2 separate regions of the Homo sapiens genome follow, and region 1 is linked to region 2. A link is a contact called in ENCODE Hi-C or POLR2A ChIA-PET data. All regions are on one chromosome and are shown on one strand. Each heading gives the region's core, a stretch centred on a gene start or an enhancer-like site at or near the end of the contact. The rest is flanking DNA. Distances are from core to core; before and after follow the strand shown.

Region 1 (6,635 bases), core at 1,523-4,022, 58 kb after region 2:
TTGTCAAACAATATTGAAAAAGAAAGACAAATTTATACCACCTGACTTCAGGACTTACAGTCAAGCCACATAATCAAGACAGTGTGGTATTGGTATAAGGAAAGACATGTAATGGAACAGAATAGAAAGACCAGAAATAGACCCACATATATACCATGAATGGATTTTCAATCAAAGTGCTAAACCAACTTAACAGGGCAATGAAAGTCTTTGCAACAAATATCAAACAACTGGATAAATCTATGGTAAAAATAAACTTAGGGCCCTATGTATCACCACACACAAACATTAATTCTAGACATATCATAGACCTAATGATAAGAGCTAAAACTATAAAAATTTTTGGAGAAAACCTAGGAGAATGTATTTGTGACCTAGGGGCATAAAAATAGCCAATAAACACATGAAGCAGTGTTCAACATCATTAATCATCAGGGGAATGCAAATTAAGACTACAATGAGCTACTATTACGCACACATCAGGATAAAGACTGACAACATGAAATGTTAGTGAGGATCTGGAGCAACTGGAACCCTCATCCACCGCCAGTGAGTGTAAAATAGTACAACCACTTCAATTATACATTTCTTATTAATTGAATCGTTTGCCTACTTGTGACCTAGCAATTCCATCAATAGGTATTTATCCAGGAGAAACAAAAATATGTCTACATAACTACTTGTATATGAATGATCATTATTATGGTTTAATTCACAATAGCCAAAAACTAAAAACAACCAAAATGTCCATGAACAGAGCTACTGGATAAACAATTTGTGGTATCTTCATGTACTGGAACAGTACCCAGCAGAGATTGGAATAAATCACCAATGCACAGAACAACATGAATGAATCTCACGGACATCATGAAAGCAAAGTACAGAAAAGAACAAGTATAGTTTGCTTTCCATTTATGTGAAGACCTAGGGTAGGCAAAACTCAGCCCTGGTGATAAAAATCAGAATGGTTGCCTTTGAGGTGGATATGAGTGGAAGGGACACAAAAGAACTTTCTGAGGCAATGGAAGTGTTCTATACCTTGGTTGACATGGTATACATGTTTATCCAAAGATAACGTATGTGCATTTCACTGTGTGTCAATTTTGAGCCAATTTTAAAAGGAAAAACAAAGGAAGTTAAAAAACAAAAACATAGGACTCTGATTCCAGGAGTCTTGAGTGCCCACACCTAGGGCTTAATCACAGTGGGGCTGTGGTCAGTGCTTTTCTTTCTCTGCATTAGCTGGAACTATGGAAAGAAAGGCTCAGCAGATTGGGTGCCTGGGAAGCCTGTGGGCCTGTCCTGTCCTCAGCTGCCTGAACGAGTCACTTTAACTTCAGAAGTGTCTATAAATTAATCCTGAAGTCTGTGTAAGCCCATCAGTGTTACATGCTGGTCTTCTCTGAGTCTATGTGTATTTTATTTTAAGGCTCCTCCCTCTCCTTCACTGTCATGGCCTTCAGAAAAAATAACCATTCCCTTGGAATGATGTGTGACCCCACCAATCAGAGGATAAGTTGTCTGGCCAACTTGGGCAGCCAACAGAGGAAAATTTCCTGGAGGGTTACGCCACCGGTTGGATCTAAAAGGACTAAAGCTTTCTTACAGCCCTCATGTCCAAGGGGAGGGAGGAGGGCCAGATGACCTGGAAAAGATACACAAATAGAGGTTCCGAGTTATGACACCTACACAAGTCCAGTTCAGTCCTTTCGGGAACCCCCACCTCCCTAGTGCCAGCATTGCCTTCACACCGCCTCTCTGAGCTTCCCATTGCTGGGAAACCAGATAGATGACGTGCCCACAGGACAAGGGGGGAAGGAAGAGAAGAACCAAGGAGACGGACAAGGCAGGAGAAAGGGGAAGCGATGCTTAAACAAAAAGAAAAGGATCTTCTGGAATCAGAAGGGAAAGTTTTTGTTGCTGGCCTCTCAAGGCATGGGATTGACTAGCAACAATTTCATCCTTTTGTAGAGGGTTTAGTGTTTTTCAAAATGCCCACATCTTATGCCATGAGGTGGCCTGGCCAGGTATCAGGACTCCCCACTTTTAACAGATGAGGAAACAGAGGCTAGAAAGCTCAGGCACTTGTTCAAATTGGCATAGCAAGTGAAAGCACAAAGTGGGAATCTGGCCAGATTTCCTGATGGCCACCCCTCTTCCTCGGGTGGGGGACATCCCCTGGGCACTCTTTTCCCCCTTTGCTCTCTCACCAACACTCATCAGATCAGCCGTGAGGACTGGGGAGGGAATGCTGTCTGCAGGGTAGAATCATGCGCAAGGTGAAGGAGCTCAGCTTCCAGCCCTGGGCCTTTTTAGGAAATGTAGCTCTGCATGAAACACTTGGCTTTGATGGGAAGGAAAGAAGTAGGTCTACTAATTAAATGTCATTTAGGATTTTTTTTTAGCTTTAAAAACAGAGGAGATATGTTTAATTCAGGCTCACCACCGTCATGGAGCATTTCTGTGAAGCTCAGGGCTCTCTGTGCACAGTCTCTCTGACTCCAAAAGATCATTGGATTGTCTTTTCCTCTTTCTGGTTTTGTTTTGATTTTGTTGTTATTGTTTTCATTTTAAAAATGCACACCCTCTGGAGTTGAATACTTTGACTTCTTTGATGCAAGGGAAGCCAACCATGGATTTCTAAAGTTAGACAGAAAGAAGTTGACATTGGCTGGAACTAAACCACAAGCCTCAGAAGCATCTGCACTGCTGGGCCCCGGTCCACAGCCGGTGCGGTCAGCATCATGTCATTGTGCTCTCTGGAGAAAACTAGAGACCCAGAGACCTGCCGGTTACACTGCCATTGGCTCCCTGCCCCTGGACAGGCAGGGACTAAGTGTCAACTAGGAATTGTAACCATCCCTGCCTCATGGGGGTGGTGGGGATGGTGAGGGGGTCGAGGAGAAGGAGGGGGGGGGAAGAGGACGCACTTGGTATGAAAATCCAGAGGGACTCCAGTGTGCATGTGAGTTTCCTAAAAGAGGAAATGCCTCCTCTCCAGAAACAATGATGTAAATACCTCTGTGGTTTTACTTCACTGAGCTGTGCTTACTTGTTGCCTCTTAGAGTAGAACCTTTCCTTCCTATAGAGAATTCTTTCCACCAGGATTGGATGGGGCTGATCCTGCCTGCTCCCTGGCCACATGACCCGAGGCCAGGCCAGTCAGAAGCCTTCCTTCCTTCTGCTCTGGGCTTGCTAAAGTGGCAGGGCTTCCAATACTCATCTTGCCTGTGACATGTAGAGAGCCAGTAGGAGAGATAAAGGGAGGTGGGAGAGAGAGAGATGGCCATCTTCAATGCTATCATTTGAGTTTCTGGATACAGCTATCCTGAAGGTAGGTAGATTACTTCTACAAGCGAATAGAAATAATCTCTATTCTCTTTCTTTCTTTGTTTCTTTCTTTCTTTGTTTCTTTCTTTCTCTTTTCTTTCTTTTTCTTTCTTTCTTTCTTCTTTTTCTTTCTTTCTTTCCTTCTTTCTCTCTCCCCTTCCTTCTTTCCTCCCTCCCTCCCTCCTTCTCTCTCTCTCTCTTTCTTTCTCTCTCTTTTCTTTCTTTCTCTTTCCCTCCCCACTCCCTTCCTTCCTTCCTTCATTTGTTCGTTCGTTTGTTCCTTCCTTCCTTCCTTTCTTTTCCTATAACTACTTTAGATTTTATTCCTGCCACTTGTAACTGAAAGAGAGCCAAGTAATATGTGTCTCACTCAATTTTGCATCTCTAGCACACCCAGCACACAGGAGCATGCATGTTCAATGAATGTTTGAGTGTCTTTAGAAAGAAATAAAGTTGCCAGGCACGGTGGCTCATGCCTGTAATTCCAGCACTTTGGGAGGCCAAGGCAGGTGGATCACCTGAGGTCAGGAGTTCGAGACCAGCCTGACTAACATGGAGAAACCCCGTCTCTTCTAAAAATACAAAATTAGCCAGGCATGGTGGTGCATGCCTGTAATCCTAGCTACTCAGGAGGCTGAGGCAGGAGAATCGCTTGAACCCGGGAGATGGAGGTTGCGGTGAGCCGAGATAGTGCCATTTCACTCCAGCCTGGGCAACAAGAGTGAAACTCAGTCACAAAAAAAAAAAAAAAAGAAAAAGAAAAGAAAAGAAAAAAATAAAGTTGGGGTGAATGAAGAAAGTGCGTTGTTGGGCATTTATCAGCTCTCTGTGTCGGGCACTTTATATAAATTATTTCAGTCATTATAGCACTGCAGTATTAGGACTACGATCTCCACTTGAAGTTTACATAAAATAAGGAAGAAAGAGCTCCCGGTGAAAGTCCAGACCTTCAGATGTGGGATGGAGCCTTTGAGTCAGTCTCTCTCTGACACCTCAGAAGCTGGTCCATCGGATGTCTGCTCCTCACAGTGGCCTTTGTGTGCTGGCCCCTGGCCTTCTGCGGGAGCCCAGACCAGAGTTGTGGGGCTCTCTGTACCACATCCATGCTTCCCCTTGGATGTCAGGAGGAGGTCTCTTACCAGGGGCTGAACACTGCAAACATAGAAGTGAGTTCTCAGGTCCCCGACTTCCCCTCATCCACTTCTCTCCATGATCCTGTGTCCTTTCTCATTGCTTGACCTAGTCCACACCAGCTCCACCAAATTCACATCCCAAATTTCTGTTGCTCAGTGGATCCAAGATCAGGCCAAAGTGAAATTCGTTGGGTGCAGCTGTGGGTCCCTGGAGTCCAGAAGTTTCATGGTGTGAGAGGGAGGCCACTGTTGGTAGAACAGGATGGGGGTCCTGAAGTTGTATCTGAGCTCTGTATTTGCATTTTCACCACAACTTAAATGACCTCAAATGACAGGGTAGGAAAGACCTCAAAAATCATCTAAAGAAGCACAACCTGGAGTGCTTCCTGACATTCCCTGACCCCGGCTCCCAAACTTGAGAGAGACAGTGCTGATCACTCAAAGCACTTCTTCCTGCTGAGCTCAGATACACTTTCAGATCTTTCCCACGCAGCGCTGTGGGCTGCCCCATCAGTCACTGGGAGGTGGCTCACAAAAAAAAGTACTTGTCCTCAGACCTGGTTCAAGACCCTCATTTTTTGCTATTGTGAAAATAGAGATCCAGAAGGGTGAAAGGACTTGTCCAAGGTCGTGCAGCCCAGCTGGAACTTGAAAACATACCTTTTGATTCTCTTAAGTCTACTGTTCTTTCTTCTGAATGTGCTGACTTAGTACCATTAGTATATGGTAATATGCCAACCCAATTCAAACTCTACATATGCTTCACTGGAAAATCAATCAAGCAAATTGATAGAGCTCCGTGTTGTGGAAAGAACACTGAGCTGCGATTTTATCTCTGGTCTGGCAATAAACCAGCTGTGTGACCTTGGGTCAGTCAATTCACTTCTCTGAGTCTCAGTTTCCTCATCTGTCTAATTGTGGGGGCAGGGTGATTTTTATGATCTGTAAGGTACCTTTAAATATTAATAATCTGTGATTTCATTTGCCCAGAATTATGCCAGACATTTTTCTAGCTATAAATAGACAGAAGAGAAGACACAACCATACAATACAAGAAGCAACAAAACATTAATATAATTAATATAACTTTTAATTTATATAATTAAGGGCCAGGAGGTGTGGAACTTACTGAGGCCCTCTGGGAGTTAAGAGGAGGGAGTTCTGAGTGGTAGGGAGTTGTCTTTGTGGAAAGGAGAATTCAGCCTGGCCCTAGAGGATGGGTGGTAGATAGGGGACAATGGCACTGCAGGCAACAGGAGGAAAATAAAGTGGCAGCAAGGTGAGATACGCAGTGTGTGTTTAGGAACAGAACAGCCTGACTGGAGAGGAGGTGGAGGAAGTCTTAGGAATGCTTTAGGGAGTCAGAGGTGAGCATGGAGCCCAGTGTCACATGGAATGTGGAGGAGAGGTCCTATTCTCTACAGAGACCTATAGGGGAATCTTTTGTTTTGTTGAATAAAAGGTGAAAATGATAGAGATTCAACTCAAACTGGCTTAACCAAAACAGTGGATTTGTTAACTCACACAATCAAAAACCCCAGGTTAGACTTCAGCTGTAATTGGACCCAGGGGCTCAAAAAATCTCACTGGGAATGTGCCCTTCTCCGTTTGTACTTTCTTCTGTGTTGGCCTCATTCCCAACAGCCATTTCCAACTGGTGGCAAGATGGCGCCCAGCAGCTCCCAACTTACATTTTACCACTTAAGACTGGTGGAAAGAGAGCTCCTTATTCTGCCAGTTTTGTGAAAGTCCTGGGGTGGATGCTCATTGACCCAGATGTGATCTCGTTCCCATCTCTGAACCAATCACCAAGGCCACGGGCGGGATGCAAGGCCCCGATGGACCAGGCCTGAGGCACATGCTCATCCCTGGAGCCGGAGAGTGGGATCTTCCCCAGAGGAACTGGGGAAACTGAAAATGGGATGGGATGATGATTCCTAGAGAAAAATCATAGGGCCACTATCAAAAGTAGGAGTGGAGGCATCCCGGACAGGCAAACTCAGCAGATGTCCAGCACCAAGAGTATTTCATCAGGCTTCATGTGGAAGAAACTAGGCTGTGTCTTTAAGACAGAGCCAGACTAAGCAGTAATTCTGCATAGGGGAACTCAGTTACTCAACTCTAAAACCTGCTGGGCAAGGGTTCTGAGAGGCCGCAGTGAGGTGGATGGG
Region 2 (6,561 bases), core at 389-2,888:
ATCTGAGTGTTTCTCAACTTGGCTGGGTGCTCACTGTAAACACCTGGAAATCTTTGAACAATACTATGCCTTTGTCTCACCCCAGAACAATTGCATCTGAATCTCTGGGGTGGGGCCTAGGGGATTACTTTTGTTCAAAAGGTCTTCCAGTGATTCTAGGGTACAGTCACGGCCTTGAGCTCTGATGTCTCTGGGCCAGTGGTTCTCCACCTCTAGTGCATGAGACTCACTTGGCAAGCTGGTTGAAATGCAGATTCCTGGGCCTCATCCCCTTCCTCAATATTCTCATTTAGTAAGTCTCTGCAGGTCAGGTCAGTGTTGAGAGCAACTGACCTAGTCTTTCTTTCCACCTAGTGTCACAAAGTAGGTGCTACGTCTTCAAATGTAGAAGCAAGTGTGGAATAGAATAATCAGTAAAAAAAGGAAAAGGGCATCAGAAACCAGAAGGAAAAAGACAATCACAGCAGAAACCTGCAAGCACAGTCATTATAACTGAACACAGAATTTTACTCTGCTTTTCCTGCAACCAGGACCTCCATCTCTGCTGGCCCTGAGGCCTTGTTCTTACTATTTAACATTGCCAGACACAAGTTTCCTCACTGGTAAAATGAGAGTTCTAATACATGATGCACAGAAATGGAGTTTCTCCATAGCCACTGATTGAGTTTCTGGGAAGGGACAGAGGATGAGGACATTTTGAAAAGAGCCTGGGATAAGTGTGGGAGCACCCGGGCTCTTGTGGGTGCTGGTTTCTAAGCCATTGCACCTGCCAAGCCAGGAGCTGAGTTTCTAGTGGAAACCTCTGACCCGCTTCTTGCTAATGCCTGACAGTCCATTTCCCAAGGGAGGTTAAAGGACATCTCTGTCTCAAGCAGGCATTTCCCATAATCCAAGAGATAGGGATGAGAAATGTCTGCTGGTGCCACTGGGTGTCTTAACAAGGGAGACCCCTGGGGTGGCAGGAGCCGCAGTAGACACACTGGTCCCTCCGCCTGCCCCTCAGCACGGCCTGGCTGCTCAAGGCCTTTGAAGGATGAATTTTCATGCGACGTCTGTGTTTTCACTTGGAGAGACCCGACAGGAGCTGCTGCAATATTTCACCAGCTCTTGTGTTTGTCAGCTCCACTAATCATCAGCCTCAATCACTGGTGCGATATTTTATGAATTAATAAAAATGATCACGGGCAGTCCAGGGGGACCCAGGGAAGAAATGCGTGCGGTAGAATTTTAATGAGCACCGTGGGGAATTTCAACCTTTTCTCGCTTTTTGTTTTTATTTTTTAAAAAATCTTCCCTTCTTCCTTCCACGCCCCCCTCTGAAATCTTTTTCTTGCCCGAGCCCCTCCCCTTTAGCAAAATCATAGCTAGAGCTGTTCTAAATCACTGTCACACAAATTAGGTGTTTTCCCTCAGCCTGTTGTTTGGCCCACAACAGTGTCGTCCTGTGCTGCAAATGTGCCCCATGCACCTGCTCTCTGTCCTAATTGAGCAGATGATCTGCCGATTTGTCATGCTTAGCCCAGACCCCCTTCCTGGCACCCCCTCCCCCATACTGCCAGCCTTGGCCTGCCTGGAACATTGGGCAGATGTAGAGCTTCCCGTGTGTGTGTGTGTGTGTGTGTGTGTGTGTGTGTGTTATGACAGATCTTGTACTCATTATTGAATAATTCATTGTTGCGTTAATGTCTTCAGATACCATCTCTCACTTCCTCACTCTTTCTCTCTCTCATCTGGCTCGCTTGGGAAAACTTGATTATGCCTGCCGCTCTGACGACAGAGTATACAGATAAAAGATAATTGCTTGGCTTGACTCCTCCATTGATATGAAAATAAGATTTAAATTATTCACTCTGGTTTAAAGGTTAGTTGAAGGTTATTACAGGGGATGAAGGAAAAAAAATCACTCTTCATAACGTTCGGGGTTGAGATAAGACAGATTTGAAAGGGCCTAATTTGCACTGTAGGCAGAAGCACCTTGTGAATAAACTGAGACTCCCTCTAGAGATTTTAATCTAGGAGAAGTCAATTATTTATAAGCAAATTATGGCCGGCTTTTCATATATATAAAACACTCTGTGTCATAAATAAGGACATGGTGGCGTCTGTTCCTTTCTCAGCACCCAGTTTTTCTTGATCTCGAAGCTCTGGCCTTGTCACAACAGGAATTTAATGAGGCGCCTCTGTTAGGAGGGTCAGCTGACTTGGTGGGGGCTACTTTTAATAGATGATAATGGTAATGATAATAATAATTTGGCTTTGGGGGTGGGTCTCTGCCTCTGGGCCTGACCCCTTGCCCGACGGGAATGGCCCGGGAAGCGGGGGGCCTATGGGGACACTGGCCACCTGCGATTGGCCCCCTCTTGCCCACCAAGCATTGGTGTTCCCAGTGGGTTCTTGCAGATTTACATAGGAAATCATCTCAGAGCTGCTTCTGCCCAGGGAGGCACATCTCCTGCCTGAGAATCAATAATTAATGGCCTTCCATATTTCTGGAAGTTGGGCGCTGCTTCAGAAAGTATCCAGTGGCCTCCTCCTCTATAGCGCTCCATGCATTAATCATGGCCAGCCATTTTTATCAAAATGCAGAGCTGCGGAACCTGAGTGTTCTTCTCTCTGGTGGGCCCACTTTGCAGCCCGTCCCAGGAATGCTCTCGAGGAGCCCCTGGGTGAGTGACTTGGGGCTGGGCGTCATGTTCCCTAGAACCTCCTTTCACTGTACAATCACAGGAACCTTTGCTCCTCCTATTACCTGCAAATAGGGCATCATGCATGCAACCCTGCAATCCCCTGGGATTGGTTTAGGAAATACGTAGTGTCAGAGAGCTAGGCTTGTAGGACTCCAAGAAGGATCTTGGCCTGCAAGCCCTGAGGCTGCCTCTAAGGGGGGGTCTGGCCAGGCGAGGTTGCCCTCTGTCTGGCTGTGGAAAACTTTCAATCATCTGCTCCCTCTCTAGATGATTACAAAGCCTCCAAGCTGTTAGCCCCAGTTAGTTCTCCACAGGGATCCTATCTGGAAAGGATCCTTGCCCCTGGCAGGTTTCAGGAAGATCTGGAACAGCCTGGGTTTGCCGAGGTGCCTGGCCTGGTGTGGGCGGTCTGGCCTGGCCTGGTGTGGGCGGTCTGACCTGGCCAGCTCGGGGGCATCGTGGTAAGGAAGAGGAGGTGGGAAAAGGGCAGCTGGCAGTGATGGTGTGTGGGAACAAGAGGCTGCAGATGGGTCAGTGCCGCTTCTGAGCAGTTTGGATTTGGGGGCGCTTGCTGGTTATCAGCAAGGTGACATTCCTCCACCCCTCTTGCTTCAGCCTAGAAGTTCTGCAAGCTCCTTTTTTATATATATATATGTGCCTATATATATATATACACATATATATGTACCTATATATACACATATATAGGTACCTATATACACACATATATAGGTACCTATATACACACATATATAGGTACCTATATACACACATATATAGGTACCTATATACACACATATATAGGTACCTATATACACACATATATATGTACATATATATACACGTATATAGGCACCTATATACACGTATATAGGCACCTATATATGTAAAAGCTTCACACACACACACACACACACACACACACACACACACACACAGACTATAAAGCATAATCCATTCTTGAGATCTAGAGAGGTTAAGTGACTTGCCCAAAGTCACACAGCAAATAAATGGCACACCTTAGACCCAAAACCAGCTCTCCTGATACCTAGATAATAATATTTTAGGGTGTTTTTTTTCCTATCTAGTGTTTGAGATCCAGAAAAAAATAAATGCTGCTTTTTACTGTACAATCTGGCCCCGCATGGAGGTGTGGGGCCGGGCAGGGCTTAGTTCTTCATCTGTAGGGGATAGAACAGGGGTCTCCTGGGCTCCTTTGAGCTCTAAATTCTATGAATACAAATGTAGCAGAATATTCCTCAAGGAATATTCTCAATGGCAGAGACCCTATCTTAAGTCATTATGAACAGAAACATTTGCTGTACATTTACCTTGAACAAGCCCCGCTCCAGGCCCTGCAAGGGGATGTGGATGACAGAATTCTCAAAGGTCTTGTCAGTCTGCAGAAAGCCTAACGTAGATAGGTGAGGGCCCTCCAGCTGGTAGGAGTCGGTGTGAAGCTGCAGGGTCAGGGCCGCAAGTGCTGCAGGAGTTCCCAGTTGGGGAGAGACCCACAGGAGCCAGAGCTGGCAGGGCCAGCTTCTGGGAGGAAGAGAGGCTGAGTAAGATGCTGAGATGGCAGGGTCTGCTAGACAGAGAGAGAGGGAAGGCATGGTGAGTGGGATACTGAGCGCGTGCACCACTCACTCTCGCAGGAGGGGCCGCAAGCTTAGAGCAATTTGCTAAGGCAAGGTCTGAAGGATGAACCAACTTTCACTTAAGGGAAGCTGGTTGCACCACACCAAGGAGAATTTTAATTATTTCAAATCTCTGGGTTCTAAGGCCCCATAAGAGGTCTGGAATAGAGGCCACTCCACCAACGGTACACTGAGCATGTGTTGGGTGAGCGGTGGGTTGGGCCAGGCTGGGGGATTTATGGAGAGCTGCGATGCTCAGTGGAGCCCCTGCTTGTCTTGGAGCAGAAGGATGATGTGAAAGCAATGTCCAAGACAAGACTTACTGGAATGAAGAGGCCAGGGATAGGAAAGCTACGGAGGAAGCCTTCGGCTGATGTGTTTAGGTGTGGCCTAGGGGTAGAGCTGGGTTAAGTATTTCCAGAGATGAGATGATAGAATTTCCTGAAGAAATCTAAAGAAGGAAGTACCAAAGTGAGTGCAGAAAGAAAAACGGTGGCTGGGGAGGAGATGGGGAGTTTTGGGTGAGGAAACATGAGGAACTGACTCTGGGGAGTCATGGGGAGAGGGTCTATGGGTGATCAGTGACAGAGCTCATGAAGAGAACTGGACCAGGTGGGTCACACGTCTGGGAAGGGACATGACTTGATAACACGATCACTGGCAGTGGAGCAGCCCCAGGGCCCTGGCACTCCCACCATGGGCTTAGTGCTTCTACCACTAGGCCGCACTGCCTCTTAACATCACCTGTACAGAGACAAGGAAGCGAGAGGTGAGCCCAGCAGTTTGCCTCCTCTACTCACTCTCCCAGATGGGGCTTTAAGCTCAGAGCTCTTCGCTAAGGCAAGGTCTGAAGGAGGATCCGAGCTGCACTTAAGGGGAGCTGGTTGCATCATGCCAAGGAGGATTTTAATTATTTCAAATCTCTGGGTTCTGGAAGGCCCCATAAGAGATCTGGGATGGAGGCCACTCCACAAGCACAAATGATTGATTGCCCACGCAGGACCGCTAGGTTAATGAGTCCGAGGTCGCTGCGGGAGATGGGTATCCATCCAATCGCTGGATATTAAAACCCTCCTAATCATTTTTGCAAGCTGACTCCCTAATGTGATCCAGTGATGTGCCTGGATTTAAGTTCTCATTACCCATTTCCACCCACAGGTAGAAGGTCTCGCTCATTCACCACGGGCAATTTCCTGCCCCATTACGTGTGAAAATCAGAGAGTGGCCAGGCCCGTTAGGAGAGCTAAGGAGTCCTTTTCCTCCTCTTTTTCAAGTCACAGTAAAGGAGCCCTTTCTGTAAGACTCACGGTTGTGACTCTGAGTGCCAGGCCAGCATGGAGCCCACCAGTGCCTGACATTAGATAGTGCCCTTCAGATGTGGGCTACTGTGCTTGTTCACCCTCCCCTCAGTGGCTAGGCTCGGGGGTCAAACCGTCAGGCTTGGAACATCTCCCAGACATTTCCCTTCTTTTAATAACAACCCTTCACATCTGAGCAGAAAGTATGGTCTGCTTTTCAGGGCAACTTCTCCCCCATGGCCTCCCAGACATCCTCTGAAAGGAATGATAGCAGAGGTCATCTGTGCCCTGGCCTTGGAGAAGCCTGTGATGCTGAAGGTTGGCTCTCACCATACACACCTTATGTTACCATCTCCCCATGTGCTTTTCTCTCCTCTAAATCCAGGTTAAAGAGAGCGGAGACCACATCTGTATTTGTTAGCTATTGCTGCGTAACAAATTATCCCTGAATGTCATAGTTTAAAGCAACAATAAACATTTATATCTCACACAGTTTCTGTGGGTCAGGAGTCCTGACACTCTGTGTTCAATGGAGGTTGGTGCATGAATGAGTGCCTCAGTGTAGAGACATCTGTGTGAAATGCTGTGTTTAACAGTGTGGTGTGTGTAGCATTTTTTCAATGGTAAATGTTGAAACTGTCTAATAGAGCTAGGCATGTGAGTTACTGATGATGAGTTACCATCAGTATAGTGGTATTCAGGAATGATTTAGCTGGGGGTTCTTGTTCAAGGCCCTCAAGAAGTTGCAGTCATGATGTCAGCTGGGACTGCAGTCATCGGAAACTTGACTGAGCTGGAAGATTTGTTTCCAAGATGGCTCTCTTACACAGCAGGGAAGCTGATGCTGGCTGTTGGCAGGAGGCCTCAGTTCCTTGTCACGTGGAACCACACGCCATAGGGCTGCTTGAGTGTCCTCACAGCATGGCAGCTACCTTCCCC

The links. Hi-C counts contacts between places; a loop is a spot of excess contacts on that map. ChIA-PET counts read pairs that join two places held with the same protein, here RNA polymerase II (POLR2A).
Region 1: a map of B cell shows a loop between it and region 2 (9-fold over the local background). The contact joins two enhancer-like sites. A Hi-C loop is called at or near these places in 3 of 168 maps with a recorded cell type or tissue (B cell, PC-9 and endothelial cell of hepatic sinusoid). POLR2A ChIA-PET finds 5 or more read pairs at or near these places in 2 of 52 experiments (A549 and A673).

The regions. Positions count from the first base shown.
Region 1 is chr15:70,324,413-70,331,047 of GRCh38, reverse strand. No RefSeq gene overlaps it. Among named protein-coding and RNA genes, the nearest start is that of LINC02205, 180 kb to the left of the region's middle. Within about 2 kb of position 2,772, at least 9 of the 41 ENCODE cell types and tissues checked have a DNase peak (open chromatin) inside an H3K27ac peak, as active enhancers do; they include B cell, where a contact is called at or near this core.
Region 2 is chr15:70,381,713-70,388,273 of GRCh38, reverse strand. No RefSeq gene overlaps it. Among named protein-coding and RNA genes, the nearest start is that of LINC02205, 120 kb to the left of the region's middle. Within about 2 kb of position 1,638, at least 3 of the 41 ENCODE cell types and tissues checked have a DNase peak (open chromatin) inside an H3K27ac peak, as active enhancers do; they include B cell, where a contact is called at or near this core.